Linked DNA regions of Homo sapiens: region 2 is linked to region 1. A link is a contact called in ENCODE Hi-C or POLR2A ChIA-PET data. All regions are on one chromosome and are shown on one strand. The core of a region is the stretch at or near the end of the contact, and the rest is flanking DNA. Distances in the headings are between cores, read along the strand shown.

Evidence for each region. A loop is a pair of places that touch in the nucleus more often than their neighbours do. ChIA-PET counts read pairs that join two places held with the same protein, here RNA polymerase II (POLR2A). Pooled maps may share reads with other maps.
Region 2: a map with no recorded cell type shows a loop between it and region 1 (6-fold over the local background). The contact joins two enhancer-like sites. A Hi-C loop is called at or near these places in 1 of 168 maps with a recorded cell type or tissue (ascending aorta), 24 of 37 single-sample maps with no recorded cell type and 5 of 50 pooled maps. POLR2A ChIA-PET finds 5 or more read pairs at or near these places in 3 of 52 experiments (T-cell, activated B cell and activated T-cell).

What each region holds. Positions count from the first base shown.
Region 1 is chr2:202,607,318-202,609,986 of GRCh38, forward strand. No RefSeq gene overlaps it. Among named protein-coding and RNA genes, the nearest start is that of FAM117B, 26 kb to the right of the region's middle. RefSeq lists an enhancer at 2,389-2,628. Within about 2 kb of position 1,319, at least 3 of the 41 ENCODE cell types and tissues checked have a DNase peak (open chromatin) inside an H3K27ac peak, as active enhancers do.
Region 2 is chr2:202,665,216-202,667,884 of GRCh38, forward strand. The region is part of intron 1 of FAM117B (family with sequence similarity 117 member B); the gene reads left to right. Among named protein-coding and RNA genes, the nearest start is that of FAM117B, 32 kb to the left of the region's middle. RefSeq lists an enhancer at 1,214-1,293. Within about 2 kb of position 1,321, at least 5 of the 41 ENCODE cell types and tissues checked have a DNase peak (open chromatin) inside an H3K27ac peak, as active enhancers do.

The DNA of each region.
Region 1 (2,669 bases), core at 69-2,568:
TGTGATTTTTGTACATTTATTTTGTATCCTGAGACTTTGCTGAAGTTGCTTATCAGCTTAAGGAGATTTTGGGCTGAGACAATGGGGTTTTCTAGATATACAATCATGTCATCTGTAAACAGGGACAATTTGACTTCCTCTTTTCCTAACTGAATACCCTTTATTTCTTTCTCCTGCCTAATTGCCCTGGCCAGAACTTCCAACACTATGTTGAATAGGAGTGGTGAGAGAAGGGATCTGATTTTCTTTTGCTTCTTTTTTTTTTTAAGATGGAGTCTTGCTCTGTTGCCCAGGCTGGAATGCAGTGGCACAATCTTGGCTCACTGCAACCTCTGCCTCCTGGGTTCAAGTAATTCTCCTGCCTCAGCCTCCCAAGTGGCTGGGATTACAGGCACCCACCACCATGCCCAGCTAATTTTTGTATTTTTAGTAGAGACGGGGTTTCACCATATTGGCCAGGCTGGTCTCAAACTCCTGACCTTGTGATCTGCCCACCTCAGCCTCCCAAAGTGTTGGGATTACAGGCATGAGTCACCACGCCCGGCCTTTTGCTTCTTTTGGAATTAGGAGGGGGGTCATAGGATGTCCTCAGGATCAGAGATCCAAGGAGATATCTGGAAGGAAGAATGTGTTCTCTCGGTAAAGGAAGGGGAAAGCTGCCATGTTGCTGACTTTGCTATAGCAGATGACAAGGAGTTAATTGCAGCCTAACTCCTCTCCTCATTGTGGGGGTTACTGGCTTTGCAGTGTCTTGGCAAAGTCTCATAGACATGTCATGGCAGCCTATCCCTTGCTTTCTTCTGTCTACATGCCTACACACCCAGGGATGGAGAATCAAGAGATCAGTTTTCTGGCTGCCATTGAAAGGATGCTCTGTCAGAAGCAAAGGCTTGACTTATTCTGAAGATTACCCTGATCTGCAAAGCTGCAGAATGCATAGTTATTTGTTACCTGGACTTAAAGTAAGGCAAGGCCCAGTGTCACATTACTTTGCCTCTAACAGACCTTTCTTGCAATGACTGTTTCATGCCATCAGTCACTCAACATTTACAAAGCACTTACCTTAGCATGAAGGAAAGGTTGAAAAGGAAGAGAAACCATGATCTCAGGGATTGAAGACTGAAAAATTGCTGTGAGAATAGAGAATGCTCAGAAACATTAAGTACTATAAAAACAAATACATATTAACATAATACATAGTATTTCCAGAAATATTTAGAAATTAATTGCAATGATCAAACCTGGATGGAGTTAATCAGAGTCATGGCACCCAGTGGGATGACTTAGAACCATGAGGGGAAGTTAGATAACTTGCTCTAGATCATGCAGCTGTAAAAGAGGAACTGCAGTTTGAATCCAGGCACTCTGGCTCCAAACTTAACATCGTACTAGATTGCGTCTCTGAAGTCAAAGAGCAAGGAAAGAAAACTACCCTAGTGCAGTTGTTGAGAGTATGACCTCTAGACTCAGACTCCCTGGGATTCCATCCTGCCTCTAGCATTTACCATACACTCCTGGACAATCCACTTACCATTCTATCCTTTCTTTTCCTTATCCATAAAAATGGGGATAATAGGCTGGACGCGGTCACTCACACCTGTAGTTTCAGCACTTTGGGAGGCCTAGGTGGGCAGATCACGAAGTCAGGAGTCTGAGACCAGCCTGACCAACATAGTGAAACCCCATCTCTACTAAAAATATAAAAATTAGCTGGGCGTGGTGGCATGCGCCTGTAATCCCAGTTACTCAGGAGGCTGAGGCAGGAGAATTGCTTGAACCCGGGAGGCGGAGGTTGCAGTGAGCCAAGATCGTGCCACTGCACTCCAGCCTGGCAACAGAGTGAGACTCTGTCTCAAAAAAAAAAGAGGGGGATAATAGTAACTGTGTATGAAGTTGCTATAAGGTACAAATGTGGTATATAGTGTGTAAAGTGTGCAGCCCAGTGCCTCAGACATAGTGATTGCTCAATAAATGTTAACTATCAATAAAATGATTATTATCATCCTATTTCTAAGAACCTGAAGTCCTACCAGGATAGTAACTCTAATTGCCAGAATAAGAAGGGGAAGTTTGGGTTGAGGTTATTTTCCAATCAGAAGTCCTTGAAGGAAAATCATGTCAGAAGGGAGGGAAAGGAAAGGAAACCAAGACTCTGGTTAGTGTAGACCCTCTTGGGTTGTGGACAAGAGAGTATGGGATTGCCATTTTATTAGTAACTTATACATTGTGCATGAATTTAACTTCCCTTTTGGTTTCCTCTTTTCATCCTCACTATTACTAGACCATGCATATATTGAGAAGTAATCTATGCTGCAACTCTCCCTCAGAACTGTACGTACTTAAAATCAAGTTAGTAGAGATTTTGAAAGGACTGTGCTTTAAAGAAAACACAAAAAACCAGTAACATAATAGATGATTGTCCTTATTCATAGGTCAGGGAGCCACTAGTCCACTGCAGCTCTTTTCTCCTAGAGAGATCTTCAAGAAGAGGTCTTTGTGCCCCATATGTAATGACTACTTAGGAGCTGAGTCAAACAAAGAGTCTTATTTTAGTTTTCTAAATACCAAGTCTGGGCAGGCCTGTGTTTTCGCTACATGGGAGGAGTCAAGTATCTTTTCACTACATGGGAGGGGTAAGTGGTTAAGTTTTTTCATATGTTGGCTGCCTA
Region 2 (2,669 bases), core at 71-2,570, 58 kb after region 1:
TGCTGCCCAGCTGGAGTGCAGTGGTGTGATCTAAGCTTACTGCAACCTCTGCCTCCTGGGCTCAAGTGATCCTCCCACCTCAGCCTCCCAAAGTGCTGGGGTTATAGTTGGCCAACCCTCTCAATTTTCAAAGCCAGCAGTGGAATATCTCTCATATAGAATCTTTTTTACTTGCTCTTCTGCAGCCAGCCAAAGAAAACTTTCTATTTTTAAAGGGCACTTGTGATTAGATTGGGCCCTCCTGGATAATCTCCCCATTAATAACTCACTACTAACTGATTAGCAACCTTAATTTCATCTACAGAATCTCTCTTGGCACATGATGTAATCGTGGATGTGATATCTCGTTGTGTTTTCAGTCCTGGGGATTAGGACAGGAAATCCTCTTTTTGTTGTTGTTGTTGAGACAGAGTCTCACTCTATCACCCAGGCTGGAGTGCAGTGGTGCAATCTCGGCTCACTGCAACTTCTGCCTCCCAGATTCAAGCAATTCTCCTGCCTCAGCCTCCTGAGTAGCTGGGACTACAGGTGCATGCCACCATGCCTGGCTAATTTTTGTATTTTTAGTAGAGACAGGGTTTCACCATGTTGACCAGGCCGGTCTCGAACTCCTGACCTCGGGTGTTCTGCCTGCCTTGGCCTCCCAAAGTGCTGGGATTACAGGCGTGAGCCATGGAAACTGGCAGGACAGGAAATCTTGGGAGACCATTTTAAAATTCTGCCTACTGTAGTCAGCTAAGAAACTAATACAAACCATTCATCCTACTCACTGGTAGTGACTTATTGATATAAATATTACAAACACAAACAAATAGCTATAAATATGTATTATGGCAACATTTGTTATGACTAAAATTTGACAGAAGAAAACATTCATTCTGCAATTTGTGTCTGCATAGTTTGCTTAAATTGGGAATGGTATTGTTACAAAGCAAACCTTTTGATGATAGAGACTTTGTTGAGAAAATCTGATATAGTCAAAAGCAGATTGGGTCTTTATTATAAACTTTACATTAAAAACAATTGAAACGGAAGTTATGTTAGCAAAATAAACATGAAAATTGAAAAAAAATAGAAACAGTTTACCTATGGTTTTCAGAAAACTAATTTAAAAAATGTTGACTCATTGAAGTTTGCATTGGAAAAATACTTTGGTAAAATGTTTATTGGTGTTACACGTTCACAAACGCACACACATATGTACCATATGTACAGTCATAATTCTAGGTGAGGATGGCAGACAGAAGGCTTGAAGAGTCAGAGAAGTTCAGCCAGCCACATTTTTTTTTAAATTGTATCTGAGCATGTACTATGTATGTTTATATTTTGACACTGCTAGCTGGGTTTTCACTGGTGGGTGGGATGTGGGGGTATGTTACAGACAACTTTCACTTTCTACTGTATTCACTTCTGGTTTTTGACTATTTTGAAATAACATGTTTCGTTTCATTTCTTTTTTTTTTTTTTTTTTGAGACAGAGTCTCGCTCTGCTGCCCAGGCCAGAGTGCAGTGGCGCGATCTTGGCTCACTGCAACCTCTGCCTCCCGGGTTCAAGTGATTCTCCTGCCTCAGCCCGCTGAGTAGCTGGGACAGCTAATTTTTTGTAGTTTTAGTAGAGATAGGGTTTCACCGTGTTAGCCAGGATGGTCTCGATCTCCTGACCTCGTGATCCACCTGCCTCGGCCTCCCAAAGTGCTGGGAGTACAGGTGTGAGCCACCACGCCCGGCCAGTATGTTTCATTTCTATAATAAAAATGCAGATCGAAAATCTGTGTTGTAGCAGTGATTTAAAATAAAGTGAAATGATTTTTAAAGAGTTTAAAAATAGAGTAAAAATGTCGTAAAAACTGGGACTTGCTCCAGGCCTCTATTTGAGTTACTTTAGTAAATTTTTCTTTTTTTTGAGATGGAGTCTTGCTTTGTCGCCCAGGCTGGAGTGCAGTGGTGCGATCTTGGCTCACTGCAACCTCCGCCTCCTGGGTTCAAGCAGTTCTCCTGCCTCACCCTTCCGAGTAGCTGAGACTACAGGCACGTGCCACCATACCTGGCTAATTATCATATTTTTAATAGAGACGGGGTTTCACCATGTTGGCTAGGCTGGTCTCGAACACCTGACCTCAAGTGATCCACCCGCCTCGGCCTCCCAAAGTGGTGGGATTATTAGCATGAGCCACCACGCCCGGCCTAAGTATTTCTTTTTGAGGCAGCTTAAAGAAAAAAAGCTTTGTGTATGTGTGTCTGTGTGTCTGTGTGTGTGTGTCTGTGTTTGTGTGTGCGTGCGCGCGCATGTGCTGTCTCTTTTTCCATAGAAATAATATTGCTCTGTTCTTGAATCCAATTATTACAATGAAGGTGATAATTATGTAGAGAGGAATAACTGTGTCAAGGTATTCCTGAATGGTACTGGTGTTATGTTTTAGACCAATCTCAAGATAAACCTTAGCCATTTGGCCCCACTAGATAGTGTAGGGATCTAAACTAAACTAGATAACCTAAGTTAAATTACCTATTTCTACTCAAGTTGAAGTAGTATGCTGGCTATATTTTTTTCTGCTAGGTTTCAGTCTTTGGAGGCCTTTGGGATATTGACAGATGAGGAGATAATTGATAAGTAGTGAAGTGGACAGCTAGCATGGCTGAACCACAGAAAAGAGTAGTGGATTGAGGTT